Linked DNA regions of Homo sapiens: region 1 is linked to region 2. Evidence: chromatin loops called from intact Hi-C (ENCODE). Cell type or tissue: PC-3. All regions are shown on one strand. Links, peaks and the distances in the headings refer to the core of each region. The heading gives the core; the rest is flanking DNA.

What was found. Hi-C counts contacts between places; a loop is a spot of excess contacts. Peaks named below come from ENCODE experiments on the same cell type or tissue, not always from the same donor. Only the 100,000 strongest peaks of a DNase experiment are listed, where the experiment ranks them.
Region 1: it touches region 2 in a loop (6-fold over the local background); 1 of 110 quality-filtered maps calls a loop at or near these places.

The regions. Positions count from the first base shown.
Region 1 is chr18:60,342,207-60,352,949 of GRCh38, forward strand. No RefSeq gene overlaps it. Among named protein-coding and RNA genes, the nearest start is that of MC4R, 25 kb to the right of the region's middle. In PC-3, for the core only: no CTCF peak of the experiment used is centred there; a DNase peak (open chromatin) is centred at 5,485; H3K27ac peaks cover 2,192 bases.
Region 2 is chr18:59,991,189-60,001,931 of GRCh38, forward strand. No RefSeq gene overlaps it. Among named protein-coding and RNA genes, the nearest start is that of PMAIP1, 97 kb to the left of the region's middle. In PC-3, for the core only: CTCF peaks have their summits at 3,373 (motif pointing left) and 5,365 (motif pointing right); a DNase peak (open chromatin) is centred at 5,383.

The sequences.
Region 1 (10,743 bases), core at 3,684-7,683, 350 kb after region 2:
CTCTAGCTAAGGTCATTGATGAAAGTGGCTATAGTAAACAATAGATTTTCAATGTAATTGAAACAGCCTTCTATTGAAAGAAGATGCCATTTGGGACTTCCGTAGCTAGAGAAGTCAATGCCTGGCTTCGAGTGACAGAATGGCTTTCTTATTAGGGCTAAATCATCTGGTGGCACTAAGTTGAAGCCAATGCTTGTTTACAATTCCAAAAATTCTAGGTCCCTTAAGAATGATGGTAAATCTACTCTGCTTGTGCTCTGTAAATGGAAGAACAAAGCCTGGATTACAGCACATCTGTCTATTGCATGGTTTACTAAATATTTTAAACCCACTATTGAGACCCACTACTCAGAAAAAATATTGCTTTCAAAATATTACTGTTCATTGACTAGGCGTCTAGTCGCCCAAGAGGTTTGATGGAGATGTACAAAGATATCAGCGTTGTTTTCATGCTTTCTAATTCAACATCCACAGATCAGGGAGTAATTCTGACTTTTAATTTTTACTATTTAAGAAATACGTTTTATAAGGCTAAAGCTGCCATAGCTAGTGATTCCTCTGATAGATCTGGGCAAAGTAAGTTGAAAACCTTATGGAAAGGATTCGCCATTCTAGATGCCATTAAAAACATTTGTCATTCGTGGGAGGAAATCAAAATATTAAAAATTAACAAAAGCTTGGAAGAAGTTTATTCCAGCTCTGATGGATGACTGTGAGGAGTTCAAGATTTTAGTACAGAATATAATGCAGATGTGGTAGAAATAGCTAGAGAACTAGAATTAGAAGTGGAGCTTAAATGTGATGCATTATTGTGAGATCGCTGCAATCTCACGATAGAACTTGATTGGATGAGGAGCTACTTTTTATGAATAAACAAAGAAAGTGGTTTCTTGAGACGGAAACTACTCCTGGTGAAGATGCTGTGAACATTGTTGAAATGACAAAAGATTTTGAATATTACGTAAACTTAGTTGATGAAGCAGCGGCAGGGTTTGAGAGGACTGATTTCAATTTTGAAAGAAGTTCTACTGTGGGTAAAATGGTACCAATGGCGTGGAATGCTACAGAGAAATTTTTGTGAAAGGAAAAGTTAGTCAACGCAGTGAACTTCACTAATGTCTTATTTTAAAGAAATTGCCACTGCCACCTCAACCTTCAGCAACCACCACCCTGATCAGTCAGCAGCCATCAATATCGAGGCAAGACCCTCCACCAGCAAAAAGATTACAACCCTTTGAAGGCTTGGATCGTTGTTAACATTTTTTAGCAATACAATATTTTTAATTAGGTATGAACAATTTTTAAACAATGCTATTGCACACTTTAATAGACTGCAGAGTTCAAACAAGACTTTTATATACAGCGAGAAACCAAATATGTATGTGACTGGCTTTATTGCAATATTTACTTTATTGCCATGGTCTGGAACCAAACCTGCAATATCTCTGAGGTCTGCCTGTATAAGTTTTGGGGTCTAATAGTTTCTTTGGGTCTTCCTTTTCCTTCTAAAGACTCTTGTGTATACATTAAAAATTGTATGCTTTTCTCCTGTTAATTTGTCTTATATCAGTTTCATTCTTAGGACCAGCCATAGAACCTGAGAGGATAGAGAAAAGTTTTTCCCTCCCATGCATGGTTCTGGTTTGAGAGCACTGGTTTCATGGAGTTGATGCCACTACTAAATACCTGAAAAAAGTTTGTTGCTACAATTTAGAAAAAACTCCAAACAAACGTAAATTAAATATCAATAGTAAGTGTTTGTGAATTGATCTCTTCTTTCACATATTAAAGGCACAAGAGATATTTGTTGAAGGCATAAATGAATCTCTGGTAAATATAACAAGTTTCCCTATTTTCTAAAAGCTGTCTTGTTGGAAACATAAATGCAATCGGTCACAAATTTCCTAAAGCAGATTATTCCTTCAACTCAATATTCTTCTTTAGTAGGATTTCATTTTTATTACTAAATGCATCTTTCTGTTAGAGCGGGTTATTGAAACAATATTGTCAATGCCAATAGTTGCTTTTACTTAAATTTACAATTCATAAAAGAAACTGACATTTTCTTTAGGTAGGGAGCATGTCTGTTGTCACTATTTTATGTGTCTAGTAATGCCAAGCTTGTTTTAAAAATATAACATTCCATTATTTACCCATCTATTTCATTTTTCTCTATCTTTAGTTCTCTAACTCTATTCATACATTTTAGTATGGCTTTGATTTACACAGCTTTCAAACTCCCTATATAAAAGAAAATGTCTTCCTACCGTTTTCACTTCTATGGGGCTTAAAGAGCACAACTCTGATTTTCAGGTAAAATCCTTTGGCTACTATTTTTTTCCCCATAGGATCTCACTGTTGGAGATTTCCATTTTAAATGTGGCTTTAATCACATTTAGGCATTGAATCTCAGGACTGCCTTTTGCAAACTCATCCAGTAGAAAATTTGCATATCAATACTTCTTATGAAAGCAAATGTGCTAAAAATGAAAAATGTATATAAATTTGAAAGATCTGCTTTGATCATTTGTTCACGGTAGCTGGCAGAATTCTTTGTTTTTGTTTTTGTTTTGAGACGAAGTCTTATTCTGTTGCCCAAGCTGGAGTGCAGTGGCGTGATCTCAGCTCCCTGCAACCTCTACCTCCCAGGTTCAAGTGATTCTCCTGCCTCAGCCTCCCGAGTAGCTGGGACTACAGGCATGCACCACCATGCCTGGCTAATTTTTTTTATTTTTAATAGAGATCGGGTTTCCACTATGTTGGCCAGGCTGGTCTTGAACTCCTGACCTCGTGATCCGCCTGCCTTCGCCTCCCAAAGTGCTAAGATTACAGGCATGAGCCACCATGCCCGGCCAGAATTCCTTATGTTTAAACTGAAGAACATTTATTTCTTTTCCTTTATAGCTATGGTAAATAAGAATGTGTGGGACTGTCTCATTTACAGTTAAAAACCTAGAAAACATCTTCCCTATTCATCTGGTAATATGGCTATTATTACTTATTCTACATTGTGAGGAAAAAAGAAAAAGAAGAGAAACATTGAAACAGTCCAAAGGGTTTAGGAGACAAAAAACTAAGGGTATAAAATAGAGGAGAACTTGCCAAGAGGAGGAGGAGGAGGGTATGTAATCTTCTAAGGGGACTGCCAGTTTATCAGTTATACATCCTGAAATTAAGATATAATATTCACATTGTAGTGCTTCAGCATTATGCAGATACACATTTTTTTGACTTAAAATTCAGAGACAAAAATAGTCCTATTTTTGTCACAAACATGCAGGTTTGTGAGAGGGGTATGCATTTGGCATTTAATATTCTTGTTGGCTTGATTTGACTTGGTATTTGAGCCCTATAGACAGTTCCTAATTGTTTATGCCAGTAGAGGGACTCAGTGATAGGGGTAATTTAAAAATCATTTGTTTTTATTTTTTAATGAGCATTTTTTTAAAGTAAAATGGGTAAGTCACCTTCTTCTAGAATTTGCTGTTCTTCAAGCAAAATATTTACCTCTATTGGCAAAACTCATTTTTGAAAAATTAATCCTCTCAACTTTAATCCTGTTTTCAGCTCAAATGTTGAAAATGCCAGGGTTGGACAGCATCATATTTCACTTATTTTGATTCCAAGCCATCACTAAGTAATGTTTATCTCCCTTTAAGCTCACTGTCTCTTTAATCCACATTTGTCTGACTGAGGGCGAGGAAAACTCACTGGTTTTGGCTGGCAAGGTTGTCCTTGTAGTAGTGGCAGTATATAATCTATGCCATGCCTGCCTCTCATGAATTTTCTTTACCTATCTGCTGCTTCTATAATATAGTAGCTAAAAACATCATTTTTTCTTATGAAAAATTTTGCACACATAATTCTAAGCACAAATAACCTCAAATAATACTCTTCTCTATAAAGAATATTTAATGTCTGCAGTTACTATTTCTTTAGCAAATGTGAGCTGAATGCCTGTGCCAGGTGCCATTTGACTTATGGGGATGCAGCAGTGGCTAGAACCTGGCCCTAGCTCACCCTGAGCCAGCACCTGGTGGGAAAGACAGGCAACACACACTCAGAACAAATAACTGGAACCTAATTAAACTAAAAAGCTTCTGTACAGCAATAAATAAGTAAATATATAAATCATTAGAATAAACAGACAATACACAGATTGGGAGAAAATATTTGCAAACTACGCATTCAACAAAGGACTCATATCCGGGATCTACAAAGAACTCAAACAAATCTGCAAGTAAAACACAAATCTCATCAAAAAATGGGCAAAAAACATAAATAGACATTTCTCAAGTTATACATATGGCCAAAAAATATGAAAAAATGCTCAACATTACTAAGTATCAGGGAAATGCAAATTACAACCTCAGTGAGATACCACTTTACCCCTGCAAAAAATGGCCATTATTGAAAAGTCAAAAAAACAATAGACAAATGAAGTGCTTATACACACCTGGTAGGAATATAAATTAGTACAAACTCTATGGAAAGCAGTATGGGGATTTCTTAAATAACTAAAAGTAGATCTACCATTTGATCCAGCAATCCTACGACTGGGTATCTACCCAAAGGAAAAGAGTTCATTGTATCCAAAAGACACCTGTACATGTTATTTATTGCAGCACAATTCACAATTGCAAAGATATGGAACCAACCTAAGTGCCCATGGACCAATAAGTGGGTAAAGAAAATGTGGCATATACACACTATGGAATAGTACTCAGCCATAAAAAAGAATGAAATAATGTTTTTTGCAGTAACTTGGGTAGAGCTGAAGAGCATTATTCTAAGTGAAGAAACTCATGAATAGAAAACCAAATACCATATGTTCTCACTTATAAGTGGGAGCTAAGCTATGTGTACGCAAAGGCATGCAGAGTGGTATAATCAACCTTGGAGATGCAGAAGGGGGATTGAGGGATAAAAAAGTGCATACTACTTAGGTGATGGGAGCACTAAATCTGACTTCACCAATGTACAATTCATCCATGTAACCAAGAACCACTTGTACCTCAAAAGGTATTAAAATAAATTAAACATTTTTGATATTATACTCATAATAAATGAGTCTTCGATATCAGGGTGAGAAATGATAGAGACAATTAAGCATGGGAAGGCAATGAGTGACTGGATGGGACAATCTTTTAGAAAAAAATGATGCTTTGGATACTTTGAATGCAATGAGCAATGAAACTCATGGATGTCTGGGCAAGATTATCACCATAAGAGGAAAGAGCATGTGAAAAGGCCTGAGGGGAGAGGAGGATCTTGTGTTAGGTAAATGGCAGAAAGAAGGTGGGGATGGAGCTCCTGGATCCCAGGAAATGAGGCATAGCATGAGCTGGGCCTAATCATGGAGAATCTGATAGGGGAATGGGAGGATCTGGATTTTATTCTAAGAGGGATGAACCATCATTTAGAGTTTTAAGAAAGGGAATGACACCATCTGATTGACGCATTACAGTTTACATTTTAAACTCTACTGGGAGACTTTAGAAGACTTGCTCAGTATCACACGGAAAATATATGACTCAGCTAGAGTTAACTATTGAATTCATTCAATGAAATGCGGTAGCGAAGTAAATTTAAAGATAAACTTATTCATTGAATTTCAGAACCTCAAGGTTGACTTGAGATTAGTCATCTGTTACTTGAGGTCATTCTTTTTTTTTTGTTTTGTTTTTTTAAGACCAGGTCTTGTTCTGTCATCCAGGTTGCTGAAGTGCAGTGATGAGATAATATATTACTGTGGCCTCAAACTCCTGAGCTCAAGTGATCTCCCACCTCAGCCTCCCAAGTAGCTGGGATGTGAGCCACCATGCCTGGCTTACTTGAGGTCATTTTCTATTATTTCTGCCAATTGCTTTTGTAACCTTTTCCTAAACGCAAGATGGGGAGTTTCACATCACCTTAGAGGGAATACAAAAACACTTTTGTCCTGTCCTGAATGTGAGATGATTCTTTTTTTTTTTTTTTTATACTTTAAGTTTTAGGGTACATGTGCACAACATGCAGGTTTGTTACGTATGTATACAAGTGCCATGTTGGTGTGCTGCACCCATTAACTCGTCATTTAGCATTAGGTATATCTCCTAATGCTATCCCTCCCCCCTCCACCCACCCCAGAACAGGTCCCAGTGTGTGATGTTCCCCTTCCTGTGTCCATGTGTTCTCACTGTTCAATTCCCACCTATGAGTGAGAACATGCAGTGTTTGATTTTTTGTCCTTGAGATAGTTTGCTGAGAATGACGCTTCTCAAAAGAAGACATTTATGCAGCCAAAAAACACATGAAAAAATGCTCATCATCACTGGCCATCAGAGAAATGCAAATCAAAACCACAATGAGATACCATCTCACACCAGTTAGAATGGCGATCACTAAAAAGTCAGGAAACAACAGGTGCTGGAGAGGATGTGGAGAAATAGGAACACTTTTACACTGCTGGTGGGACTGCAAACTAGTTCAACCATTGTGGAAGTCAGTGTGGCGATTCCTCAGGGATCTGGAACTAGAAATACCATTTGACCCAACCATCCCATTACTGGGTATACACCCAAAGGATTATAAATCATGCTGCTATAAAGACACATGCACATGTATGTTTATTGCGGCACTGTGCACAATAGCAAAGACTTGGAACCAACCCAAATGTCCAACAATGATAGACTGGATTAAGAAAATGTGGCACATATACACCATGGAATACTATGCAGCCATAAAAATGATGAGTTTGTGTCCTTTGTAGGGACATGGATGAAACTGGAAACCTTAATTCTCAGCAAACTATCACGAGATGATTCTTTTTTAGGTTGACTTGTATTTTGTTTTGCTAGGGTTGCCATGACAAGTGCTGTAACACTCTATTAACAGAGATTTATCTTCTCACAGTGTTAGAGCCTAGGAGTGCAAGAAGAATGTGTCATCAAGGTTGTTTCTTCTGAGACCTCCCTCCTTTGCTGGTAGATGGCCATCTTCTCTTACTTACATCAATGGTCTTCCCTCCATGTGTGTCCATATCATAATTTCTTTTTATGAGGACATCAGACATATTGGATTAGGACCCACCTTAATTACCTCATTTTATTTTGATTACTTATTTTAAAGACCCTATCTCCAAACAAAGTTATATTTGGAAGTACTGGGGGATAGGGCTTCAACATATGAATTTCAGTGAGACATGATTTAGCCTATAACAACCTGTAATCAGTATTTTACTTACCCCATACTTGCTAATCAGGGAGCCACATGGAAAAACATGAATGAGCCACAGCTTCCTCGTTTTCAAAGTAACTTTCTGGCAGTATATGTAGGGAGGCGGGGGTGTCTTGTGTCCATTCCCAAGTTCTCCACTTGGACATTTTTTTCTTTGGGGCTCTTTCTCCTGCCAATTCCCCACCCCTCTTTACTTCACTGCTCATCCCTACATAGAACTCCAAGGAGGTGCAACAGAGGTGCTAACCTGGGTTCAACCCCACTTTGGTCTGTTCCCCATGAAACTACCATACAAGGCCATATAAATGTATTACCTCTTGTGGGATAGGTGAACATAACCCCAAAGCATCACCATGTAGGAGGTGAGAATGTAAAGTGGTCCACTCTGGATGATATTCCAAGAATTCAGAAGAGTGAAAGCTGAGGGCAGGACAAACTATGCCAGATAGTTGTAATTCTATAACTGCAATGACATAGTGCAAAATGGTAGAAGCCAGCACCTAGAATTCTATCATCCAGAAGGCTGCGGCTGCTGCTGGGGTCAACAGCCTGAGGGGCAGAAAGAAGTGTGATTCAGCAGGTAAAAAACCATCTAAATAATAAGGCAAAAATATCTCACTGAGGCTCAGTGTGTGGACAGTGTTGCACGGCAGGTGAACAATAGAAAGCATTTAAGGTAAAAGCCTTTCTAATCTTCATCCCTGGCAAGGATGAGAACAGAGATGCTCACATTGTCAGGCAGTTTTTCAGAGACAGGCAGGAAATGTCTCTCTGGACAGACATTTGTTGGATTGCTAACAATGGATTGTTAGCAGGCAGCAGGCAGTAACATCAGACAGCAGATAGCTGGCTTACAGTCACCCTAAATCCTGGAAGGCTGGGGCATACAGCAGATAAAAAGATCAGGGAGCAAGCCAGAAACCCAGTCACCAGTGCTTAATGCTGAGACGCAAAGAGAGAGTGGATAATTAACATGGGTAATTTGATGGCATCTTTCAGAACCACTGCCTGAGGTCCTGTTGCCTAAGCCTAGGCTTGTCTTTAGTCCTGGGATAAAGCTGGACCAGTGTATGGGCTTCCTAAGTGAATGAAGGAGAACTACAGAAGTAGGGAGCCAGACACAACAGGATAGTAGACCCTAAAAGAGGAGTAAAGAGAAGTTCAAGGCAATGACAATTCATATTAATATCTTGATACCCAGTAGGTTATCTGTTCAGAAGATGTGAAATGGCCAATACTGAAACAAGTTAAGGTTGCATTACATTGTGGGAAAATCGAGCATCAACTCAGGTGCCTGGGTTTGAGTTTTGGAGTCCAGGAAAAAAGTAGGAGTAAGATTGTCATCCCCTTTTCTAAGGGCATTGTGATAATGTGCCTAGTTTGCTTTGTGCATATTTTGGAATTGAAATCTAATCATGTACAAGCTTAATGGTGTGTTTCTTAAGCATTACAGAAGGAAGAAGATAAAAAAAACATTTGATGATTAAATTTGTACAAAAAAGAACAACCACAAAAGCACTGCAGGCTGTAGCTCTCCGCACCTGTTAGCAATTCAAAAAGAGCATCGAGGGGGGCAGAGAGGGAAATATCACACTGGAATCACAGCTTAATAAAAGTTAGACAGCTTGAACACTGCAAAAATCATTTAAACCCACCAGCCATGGGGGTTTAAAGCATACCCTATAAATGCCAAAACATTGTTACACCATCCACTTACACCAAACCGACTCATCACCTCCTTTTTTCCTGCTGACAATGTATCCTCTGCCTAATGAGTCATTTCTGGCATCACTTTGTTCAGCTGAACTAAAGCAAGCATTCTGAATTATTAATATTTCTATATATTTCTTTTCTAAACTACATACTCAAATACACTTGTGGAACAATTTTACTTTAATGCCAGAAATGGCCATTGAATGTTTCATACTTAATTATAATTTAAATGTCGCACAGATGGGATGGTGGGTTACTTATGAAAAATGCTTCACTGCAGACCAGACAGAATTAATTAATATATTTATGATGCCTTAAAAAAAAGAGAGATGCCTTGGTGCTCTAGGAAAAGACGTAATTATCTCTGTTTTTTCCTAAAGGGCAGCAGTGTTGGTGTGAGGTTAGTTTATGTTGCCCTTCAGAAAGAAATATAGCACCAATTCTGCTATTTATTTTTTCCTTCTTTGTTCTTTGAAGGCCACACTAAAAACTCACAAATGTTAAATTTGAGAGTGGAAATAATTGTGGATTTCTAGAATCATGTGTCGTTGAGGTGAGGTATTTTAGGAAGTTCCATATTGATGGGTTTTAACTACTGTATTAGTCAGCATGGAAGCTAAGTCCCTCAACAGACCATCTGCAAGCTGGAGATCCTGAAATGCCAGTGTAGCTCAGTCCAGGTCCAAATGCCTCGGAACCAGGGAAGTCAATGATGTAATTTTCAGTCTGAGGTTAAAGGCCTGGGAACCCAGGAAGGCCACTGGTATGTAAGTCCTGGAGTCCCTAAGCCAGGGAGCCTGGGGTCCTAATGTCCAAGATCAGAAGAAGAGTGTGTCCTATCTCCAGGAGGAGAGGAAACCTTTTCCTCTGCCTTTTTGTTCTGTGCAGATCCCCAGCCAATTGTTTGATGCTCATCCACATGGAGAGCAAATCTTCACCTCAGTCCATGTGGACCCAGATGCCAACCTGCTCTGGAAACACCGTCTCAGGCACACCCAAAATAATGCTTTACCATTTCTCTAGCTAGTCCTTAATCCAGTTAAATTGACACTTGAAATTAACCATCACGTGTACTTATTCCTAGCTATGTGCGTCCGGGCAAGTTACTCATCCTCGATATCCCAACATTCACTTTGTAAAATTTTAGGAGACCATAATACTTATCTAAAGGATGTTGCCAGCATTATAGCAGCTAACTCCTTAGAAGTGCTTAACACTCTTAAGTCAAAAGAAGTGCTCAGTAGATGTTTGACACTTTCAAAAGTATTAACACAATTTTACTGCTATTGTGTATATTTGGAAAATGATAAGAAAATTCTGCAATAGAGAAGCAAGAGTCCCTGAAGATTAAGATCCTCTGCAGTTTAGATCTTACCTCTTCAAACTATTACTCTTCCTCAGTTAGATTCTGCATTTAGGCAAAGCCAGTTCATTATTCTCTGAATCTGACGTGCAGATTGTCACATCCACTGTTCTTCTACTCTGTTCCCTCTGCCAGTCTAGGTTACCCTTTCCTTCAACCCCTCAAGCAACCTAATCCACTCTTGTCTATCATTTTCTGGGGTGTAAAAGTTGTGACTGTCACTCCTTTGGAACTTTTAGATAGAAACAGAAAAACAAATTATTAAAAATTTTTAAAAGGCAACAAGCTGTCTACCAAGTTAGACTGCAAGCTTCATGCAGGCAATTTTCTTGTATCTCTTGGTACAGGTGACACCAAACATGATAAACCACACTCTCAATGCCGATGATGATGATGCCTCTGCTCCTCTTGGTCTTTTCCTATAATGACTTTACTTCATTTCCTTCATT
Region 2 (10,743 bases), core at 3,339-7,338:
TTTTGCCACATATCCTTTTAACTAAAGGATTGTTTCTCAATGTATGGTCACTAGACCAGTATCATCATCATCACCTGGGAAACTGTTAAATGGCAGATTCTGGGGCCTCATTGCAGACCTACTAAATCAGATTCTCTGGGGGTAGAATCCAGGGATCTATGATTTAACAGAATCTCCCAGGGAATGCTAAAGTTTGAGCATCATTGCTCTAAAGCTTGGGGGTCTGACATGCAGGTCCACTTGACCAGGTCATTCTCTCCCTGGGAGTAGACCTTTAGCTTTATACACCAAGAGAAATAAAATCGTTTCCCTGTGATGTCTGGTGTGAACCATGGGGGTTTAGAGGAATCAAATGATGAATGGCAGGCTTAGCTTGGTTCATCTTTTCACAGTAAATCTAGGATGCCAGTGGAAGTAGACTGTGCAGAATCCATTGGAAAAGACTTTTACTGGGAGTACCTTGGGGTCACGCTGACAATATTTGCTTCAGTATCTCTTTTTTCATTAGTACTTCCATGGCTTTTAACTGAGATATTTCTGCTTTACATATACATATTTAAATTTTTTATTTTTAATTATTATGGGTATCTAGTAGCTGTATATACTTGTGGGGCATGTGTGATGTTTTTATTTTTATTTTGTATTTTAGAGACAGGACCTCTCACTATTTTGCCCAGGCTGGAGTGCAGTGGCATGATCATAGCTCACTGCAGCTTCAAACTCCTGGGCTCTAGAGATCCTCCTGCCTCAGCTCCCCCAGTAGCTGGGACAACAGGCATGTGCCACTATGCCTGGGTAATTTTTATTTTTTAAGATTTTTTTTGTAGATATGGGGTCTCATTATATTGCCCAGGTGAGTCTCAAATGCCTGGCTTCAAGTGATTCTCCCACCTTGGCCCCCAAAATGTTGGGATTACAGGTGTGAGCCAGCAAACCTGCCCTAATGTGATGTTTTAAGATCCCTCTTTACATATATTAATTCATCCAATCAGATTACCCACTGAAAAGGCATATTCCTCTCTATTGTAAATGAAGGAATTGGCATTCTACCTATCGCTAACACAAGTTTGGAACCTATTTCCTTTTTGTATCGATTTGAAAGCTTAATTGCAAGAGCGCAATCTTTTTTTCCCCCCACACTTCCAAGCTCTTAAGTAAAGTTTCCATGATAACAAGGGATTAAATTAGTGCCAACAGACAGGAAACCATGCCAGCAAATAATAATGTTTTACTTTTCTTCAAGGTGGAGAAAATAAGGATACCTTAATATCTGATGCTTCTGTGATCAAATTAATATGTATTCTTGGGAATGGGAAAATGCCATTTTCTAATCAGGTTTTGAGTAATTAACCCACTTACTATCTATTGTCTCCAAAGGAGATAGAAACAGAAAAACCTCTCTCTATGTTAATATCAAACCCAGTGGAAGAAAAGGAAACAAGAAAGGAAATTAGGAATTATTTACAGATGCAAAGAGTAAACATTTTTGACAGGGAACTTCAATGAATACAAGTGGAAGAAAGAAATTTTGATGAGTGCCCATAATTGTGCCAACTAACCTCTGATTATGTGTACTTGTTTTACAATAAGAAATTCATTCTGAGTGAGCCTGTTTCCATGTCTTTAATATTTCTATATTATGTCTCAATATTCCCTAAAGTTCTGCAGAAGAGTTCCTGCCTGTGATGGATACTGTGGTTGGCTTCCTCATTACCCCTTCCGACCCTCTTTCCCCATTTCCCTCTCATTTTACAGTCTTGAAAGCTAAGATCCCACTTCTGGCTCTCCTTCAACTTGGGTGGCCGTGTGATATAGCCTGGCTCTTGAGGGATAAGTTGGAGTCTTCCACCGGGGGCTTCTGTGCAAGTCTTTGCTTTTGGATATAGATGTTTCCCCTTTCTGACTCGATTCTTCATCTCCTGCTGGGAAAATGGTCTCAACTGCTGCAGCTTCACAACCTGCTTGCTACCTGGTATGGTTTGGCTGTGTCCCCACCGAAATCTCATCTTGAATTGTAGTCCACATAATCCCCATGTGGAAGGGACCTGGTGGGAGATAATTGAATATGGGGGTGTTTTCCCCCATGCTGTTCTCGTGATAGTGAATGAGTTCTCACGAGATCTGATGGTTTCATAAGCGTCTGGCATTTCCCCTGCTGGCACTCATTCTCTCTCCAGCTATCCTATGAAGAGGTGCCTTCCACCGTGACTGTACGTTTCTTGAGGCCTCCCCAGCCATGTGGAATTGTGAGTCCATTAAACCTCTTTTCTTTATAAATTACCCAGTCTGGGGTATTTCTTCATAGCAGCGTAGAATGGACTAACACACTACCATTAGGAAGAGGCCAGATGGCTATCAAGCCTAAGGCCTGATATCTTTGAGCTGCTGAAACAAAGCCAGCAATTGTCTACCTCATGATCATAAGTGCAAGGAAAGAAAATCATCACGTGTTTAAACCATCATTATTTGGGTTTTCTGTCACTTGGAGTCTACCTGATACATGGTCTGTCTCAGTGGAACTAGGATAAAACAAGTTTTTGATAAATGAGTCAGAGTGGAGATAGCAATGAGACAGAGACAGATTCAAGAGAGGACAGCCCTGGCACGGTGACTCACGCCTGTAATCCCAGCACTTTGGGAGCCCGATGTGAGCAGATCACCTGAGGTCAGGAGTTCGAGACCAGCCTAGCCAATATGGAGAAACCCTGTCTCTATTAAAAACACACAGATTAGCTGGGTGTGGTTGTGTGCATGCCTGCAATCCCAGCTACCGGGGAGGCTGAGGCAGGAGAATGGCTGGAACCTGGGAGGCAGAGGCTGCACTGCAGTGAGCCGAGATTGTGCCACTAAACTCCAGCCTGAGTGACAGATTGAGACTCCATCTCAAGAAAAAAAAAAAAAAAAAAAAAAAAAAAAAAAAGAATTGAGGACAAAAAAGATAAACTTAAGGTGAGAGTTTAGGAAGTCAGGGAGAAAATTGTCAATATGTTCCTCTCTGAGATGATGCATTATCTGCTCTGATATGCTAGTCCGATAGATAATAATTTCATAGAAATGTTATTTTCCATACAGGCTCAAAGAAGGCTACCAAAAGTTCGTGTTAGAATATGTGTGAGCCTCTTGCACAGTTTCTCAATGGGGTTGCTCTTAAAATTTTGGACATGACTTTTCTTTATATGGAGAAACTATTACACACATGTGAGATATTTATCAGACCAAGCCCCTGCTCATTAAATGTCTATAGTGCCTACCTGTGATTTTGACAAACAAAAATGTTTCTCACATGTCAAATGCCACCTGGGAGGGTGGCCATATGGCTGGTAAAGAACTGCTTTCTTAGAGCATCTAACACGGTGCCCTCAAGTGGATGTATTTGGTTAAACAGCTCCCATTGAGTGGTATGCTAGTAAGCTAGCTCTCTGAAAAAAAGCCCTGATTTGTAGCCTTTGCCAATTTCTATGTTGTAAATACTCCAAATGTGTCAATTTCATGCTGTCCATGGCTTAACCACTGGCTTGTGAAATTTAAAAATATTTAACAGTTGGCTCTTGAGGGCAGGTAGAGCTGGTTTCAGCACACCCATATGCTCATAGAAGTTCAGGGTTGGAAGGAACTTAGGGATTACATAGTACGCCTTGTTTTATAAAAGAAGTAACACTGAAGAAGGTTTACAGTCAGAAGTATGTATTTTGTTATGACCAATCAGTCTTTGTCTAAACAATGCCCCAACAAATTTTCCAGGGAGCCTAAAGTTATTAGTGGCTTAGCCACTAAATGACGATGGTTGTGGAAAGTGACTCAGGTCGCAGACCAGGCTGCAAATTCTTTTCAGGCACTTTGCCTTTGGGTTTATCTAATGTGTAGGTACACTTAATATGTATGCGTTACTTAGGTTAAACATACAAGCTGACATTTATTTGATGCTTCCCATGACCCAAAGGATTAAAGGGGAGAGAAGGAAATGTCCTACCTACAGAGCTTGCTCTATTGTGTCCCCTTGTTTGCAGTAGCTACTTAAGCCTTTGGCTGGAAAGGGGAGGAGAGGTTCTCCTTGGCAGCCTCCATTTCCATAAGATGCGAGATCGTCTTCTTTTGGTCATCTACAGAGTCCAAGTGGTTGCAGCAGTGACATCCCTTTGGAGCTTCTTCCTCCTACATAAAGATTCCCTAAGTGGAAGTGGAGGTCTTCCCTTTTTATGAGACTGGTTACTGCTATAACTGGTATTAGTTTCAGTTAGATGTGTCTGTTGTTCACCCTCTTGTCTCTCCTTCACTGTCACAGTCATCAAGCCAACACTTTCATGATTATATACAAAATTTTCAATTTTAGACCTGGGGCATGCAATCATTTAGACAATAGCCTACGCACTATCGATAGAAACCTTCATTGCTTGGTATGGCCCTGCAGGACTTTCATGGGATTATGTGTATCTATAGTGTCAGAGCCACAACTAGAAATCAGGTCTCCTGGTTTCCAGGCATTAATGAACTTGGCCAAGGTCAGAGAGCTAGTAAATAGTGGAGCCAGAATTCAAACTGTGGTCTACTTACCTACTATAGTACACAAGAGGAAAGGAAGTAGCTGCTGCCAGCTTTGGCTTAGGAAGAAGTTCTAGGTCATATTCCAGCATGCAAGTGACAGAAGCCATTGTCCTAAATCCAGCATCCCATTAGATTGCCTCTGATAAATTGGACTATTAGAGCTATGCCTAATTAGCCTTTTGCAAGAAATGTCCATGATAGCGACGTGGTAACATCATGGACCTCCTCACTACAATTTCAGTCACCTGAAGCAGGGATAGATAACCCATTCTGGGGGCCTGCAGGGCTGCCAATAGCTTTGGAATTAGGTACACTTGGGTTCAAATCCAACTCAACAACTTACTAGATGGGTGTCTTGGGGAAGTTTTATTTTCTTTAAACTTTTGAGTCCCCTCACTGTTTCTGGGCTCTACTAGCTTCCTATGTCATTGTACTTAATATGGATTTTTATTACCTATTTTCATGTCTTCCCCACTAGTCTATGAGTTCCTTAGTGGCATTTTTGGTTGTTAATGTTAGTGTTCCTAGTGATGATTACACTGTTTGTTATGTAATAGGAGCTTAATGAATTTTGGATAAATCACTGAACAGTGAAAGATGGTATGTCTGAGCTTTGACTATATTGGGGAAAGCTTGTCCTATGACTTGGGATATGATTGGGAATATTTTCTTTCTGTAAGTAAAAATGTCCTGAACTTCCTAAGATTTTTCACTATTCAAAATGTTTCGTTGCTGTACAGGTAATGGGGATGCTTTAGGACAAATCAATCCTTGCTTTATCATCTTTTAGACGTATGAGAACCCCGAGAGAACAGGCTAGGCTGGATTTGGCCACTAGGTGGAACGCTTAACCTAATGTCAACACCTGTTGAAACCAGCTGGATTTATTTCCAAACCCTTTATGGATATGAATCTTATGTACAAATGGAAGTTTCTAACATTCTAGAGCTGTCATTTCTCATGTCCAAGAAGACCAGACCTAGGATTTATTTTGTCTCTTCAATATATTGTGAACCTTCAGAATGTAACTAAGCTGCCTCCTATTTAGAAAGCAAAGGCAGAGGTAGAGAATTATTCTTCTTGTCTTTGGTTGATGTTAAGAGAAGAACTCCATGGGCACCGCCCTATAAATCATATGGAAAAGTGAGGGATAATTTCAAAAATAGATATCAGTTTAGTAAAATTTAAATCAGCCTATAATTTAAACAAACTTGAAACAAGTTCTGATGAAGTGATACCCATTTTTTTTCCACCTTGCAATCATTTAAGTATTGTTTCCTATTATAAAATGTCCATTGCCAGAATTACAGTTTTATAATTTAATATAGTACTTTTGTGATATTTGAGAGAATCTTATTTTTGGAAAAGTTGTTTATGGAAAATGTAAACTGAAAACAAAGAAAAGGAAGAGAGTAAAAAACATCAAGGGCTAAAAGGAAGAACAAAGAACAGAAAACCTAAGACCCACGTTGAAAGTGATATTCTAGGAGTATTTGAAGTATGTTACAACTCTATATGACTTTAGTTAGGTTAAGGATGAAGGGAACACTTTCTTCTTCTGTTGGTTAGTTGTACTTTGGCAACTTGTTTTTAGAATTCAGAATTTTCATCTTAGTTTAATAAGAAACTGCTCAAACTTTGTAAGACAAATACACAAAGTCTACACTTGTAATACAGGCTAATTACAAAGAAACCTCTGTTACTATTTTTATTTATTTTATTTTTTTAAAATTTTACTTTAAGTTCTGGGATACATGCAGAACTTGCAGGTTTGTTACGTAGGTATACACGTGCCATGGTGGTTTGCTGCACCTATGACCTGTCCTCTAAGTTTCCTCCCTTCGTCCCCCATCCCCCAACAGGCCCCAGTGTGTGATGTTCCCCTCCCTGTGTCCATGTGTTCCCATTGCTCAACTCCCACTTATGAGTGAGAACATGCGGTGTTTGTTTTTCTGTTCCTGTGTTCGTTTGCTGATGATGATGGCTTCCAACTTCATCCTTGTCCCTGCAAAGATGTGATCTCATTCCTTTTTATGGCTGTGTAGTATTCCATATGTCTGTGTACCACATTTTCCTTATCCAGTCTATCACTGATGGGCATTTGGGTTGGTTCCATGACTTTGATATTGTGAATAGTGCTGCAATAAACATATGTGTGCATGTGTCTTTATAACAGAACTATTTATATTCCTTTGAGTATATACCCAGTAATGGGATTGCTGGGTCAAATGGGACTTCTGGTTCTAGATCCTTGAGGAATCACCATACTGTCTTCCACAATGGTTGAACTAATGTACATTCCCACCAACAGTGTAAAAGCATTCCTATTTCTCCATAGCCTTGCCAGCATCTATTTTTTCCTGACTTTTTAATAGTTGCCATTCTGACTGGCATGAGATGGTATCTCATTGTGGTATTGATTTGCATTTCTTTAATGATCAGTGATGTTGAGTTTTTTTCATATGTTTGTTGGCCACGTAAATGTCTTCTTTTGAGAAGTGTCTGTTCATATCCTTTGTTCGCTTTTTGGTGGGGTTGCTTTTTTCCTGTAAATTTGTTCCTTGTGAATTCTGGATGTTAGACCTTTGTCAGATGGGTAGGTTGCAAACATTTTCTCCCATTCTGTAGGTTGCCTGTTCACTCTGATGCTAGTTTCTTTTGCTGTGCAGATGCTCTTTAATTAGATCTCATTTGTCAATTTTGGCTTTTGTTGCAATTGCTTTTGGCGTTTTCGTCATAAGATCTTTGCATTTGCCTATGTCCTGAATGGTATTGCCTAGGTTTTCTTCTAGGGTTTTTATGGTTTTGGGTTTTACATTTAAGTCTTCAATTCATCTTGAGTTAATTTTTGTATAAGGTGTCGGGAAGGGGTCCAGTTTCAGTTTTCTGCATATGGCTAGCCAGTTTTACCAGCACTATTTATTGAATAGGAGATCCTTTACCCATTGCTTGTTTTTGTCAGGTTTGTTGAAGATCAGATGATTGTAGATGTATGGTGTTATTTCTGAGGTCTCTGTTCTGTTCAATTGGTCTATTTGTCTGTTTTGGTACCAGTACCATGCTGTTTTGTCTTGTAGTATAGTTTGAAGTCAGATAGCATGATGCCTGCAGCTTTGCTCATTTTGCTTAGAATTGTTTTGGCCATGTGGGGCCTTCTTTGATTCCATATGAAATTTAAAGTGGTTTTTTCTAATTCTGTGAAGAATGTCAGTGGTAGTTTAATGGGAATAGCATTGAATCTATAAATTACTTTGGGCAGTATGACCATTTTCATGATATCAATTCTTCCTATCCATGAGGATGGAATGTTTTTCCATTTGTTTGTGTCCTCTCTTATTTCCTTAAGCAGTGGTTTGTAGTTCTTCTTGAAGAAGTCTTTCGCATCCCTTGTTAGATGTATTTCTAGATATTTTATTCTTTTTGTAGAGATTGTGAATCAGAGTTCATTCATGATTTGGCTCTCTGCTTGTCTATTGTGGGTGTATAGGAATGCTTGTGATTTTTGCACATTGATTTTGTATCCTGAGAGTTTGCTGAAGTTGCTTATCAATTTAAGGGTTTTGTGGGCTGAGATGATGGGGTTTTCTGAATATAAAATCATGTTCATCTGCAAACAGAGACAATTTGACTTCCTCTCTTTCTATTTGATTATGTTTTATTTATTTCTCTTGGCTAATTGCTCTGGCCAGAACTTCCAATACTATGTCGAATAGGAGTGGTAAGAGAGGGCATCCTTGTCTTGTACCAGTTTTCAGAGTGAATGCTTTGAGTTTTTGCCCATTCAATATGATATTGGCTGTTGGTTTGTCATAAATAGCTCTTATTATTTTGAGATATGTTCCATCAGCACCTAGTTTATTGAGTTTTTAACATGAAGGGATGTTGAATTTTATCAAAGGCCTTTTCTGCATCTATTGAGATAGTCATGTGGTTTTTGTATTGGTTCTGTTTATGTGATGGATTATGTTTATTGATTTGCATATGTTGAATCAGCCTTGCATCCCCGGGATGAAGCCGACTTGATTGTGGTGGATAAGTTTTTTGATGTGCTGCTGGATTTGGTTTGCCAGTATTTTATTGAGGATTTTCACATCGATGTTCATCAGGGATATTGACCTGAAATTTTCTTTTTCGTGTGTGTGTCTCTTCCCAGTTTTGGTATCAGGATGATGCTTGTTTCGTAAAATAAGTTAGGGATGAGTCCCTCCTTTTCAGTTGTTTGGAATAGTTTCAGAAGGAATGGTACTGGCTCCTCTTTGTACCTCTGGTAGAATTTGGCTGTGAATCTGTTTGGTCCTGGGCTTATTTTTTGGTTGGTAGGCTATTAATTACTGCCTCAGTTTCACAACTAGTTATTGATCTATTCAGGAATTCAGCTTCTTCCTGGTTTAGTCTTGGGAGGGTGTATGTGTCCAGGAATTTCTCCCTTTCTTCTAGATTTTCTAGTTTATTTGCAAAGAGATGTTTATAGTATTTCTGATGGTAGTTTGCATTTCTGTAGGGTCAGTGGTGATATCCCCTTTATCATTTTTTCATTGTGTCTATTTGATTCTTCTCTCTTTTCTTCTTTATTAGTCTAGCTAGCAGTCTATCTATTTTTTCAAAAAACCAGCTCGTGGATTCATTTATTTTTTGTGGAGTGTTTGTTGTGTCTCTATCTCCTTCAATTCTGCTCTGATCTTAGTTATTTCTGTCTTCTGCTAGCTTTTGGATTAGTTTGTCCTTACCTCTCTGGCTCTTTCTTTTTTTTAAGTGGAATCTTGCTCTGTAGCCCAGGCTGGAGTGCAGTGGCATGATCTTGGCTCACTGCAACCTCTGCCTCCTGGGTTCAAGCAATTATCCTGCCTCAGCCTCCTGAGTATCTGGGATTACATGCACCCTCCACCACGCCTGGCTAATTTTTGTATTTTTAGTTGAAACAGGGTTTCACCATATTGAGCAGGCTGGTCTCAAACTCCTGACCTCAGGTGATCCACCTGCCTCAGCCTCCCAAAGCACTGGGATTACAGGCATGAGCCACCATGCCCGCCCCTCTAGTTCTTTTAATTGTGATGTTAGGGTGTTGATTTGAGATCTTTCTAGCTTTCCAATGTGGGCATTTAGTGCTATAAATTTCCCTCTTAACACTGCTTTAGCTGTGTCCCAGAGATTCTAGTATGTTGTCTCTTTGTTCTCATTGGTTTCAAAGAACTTTTTGATTTCTGCCTTTGTTTCCTTATTTATCCAGGAGTCATTCAGGAGTAGATTGTTCAATTTCCATGTAGTTGCATGGTTTTGAGTGGGTTTCTTAATCCTGAGTTCTATTTTGATTGCACTGTTGTCTGAGAGACTGTTATGATTTCAGTTGTTTTGCGTTTGCTGAGGAGTGTTATACTTCCAATTATGCAGTCGATTTTAGAATAAGTGCCATGTGGCACTGAAAAGAATGTACATTCTGTTGATTTGGGGTGGAGAGTTCTGTAGATGTCTATTAGGTCCACTTGAACCAGAGCTGAGTTCTAGTCCTGAATATCATTGTTAATTTCCTGTCTGGATGATGTGTCTAATATTGACAGTCAGGTGTTAAAGTTTCCCACTATTGTGTGGGAGTCTAAGTCTCTTTGTAGGTCTCTAAGAACTTGTTTTATGAATCTGGGTGCTCCCGTGTTGGGTGCAGATATATTTAGAATAGTTAGCTCTTCTTGTTTAATTGTTCCCTTTACCATTATGTAATGCCCTTCTTTGTCTTTTTTGGTCTTTGTTGGTGTAAAGTCTGTCTTGTCAGAGACTAGGATTGCAACCCCTACTTTTTTTTTGCTTTCCATTTGCTTGGTAAATTGTCCTCCATCCCTTTATTTTGAGCCTATGTGTGTCTTTGCATGTGAGATGGGTCTCCTGAATACAGCACATTGATGGGTCTTGACTCTTTTTTTTTTTTTTTTTTTGAGACGGAGTCTCGCTCTGTTACCCAGGCTGGAGTGCAGTGGCACCATCTTGGCTCACTGCAAGCTCCACCTCCCGGGTTCATGCCATTCTCCTGCCTCAGCCTCCCGAGTAGCTGGGACTACAGGTGGCCACCACCATGCCCGGCTAATTTTTTTGTATTTTTAGTAGAGACAGGGTTTCACTGTGTTAGCCAGGATGGTCTCGATCTCCTGACCTTGTGATCCGCCCATCTAGGCCTCCCAAAGTGCTGGGATTACAGGTGTGAGCCATCATGCC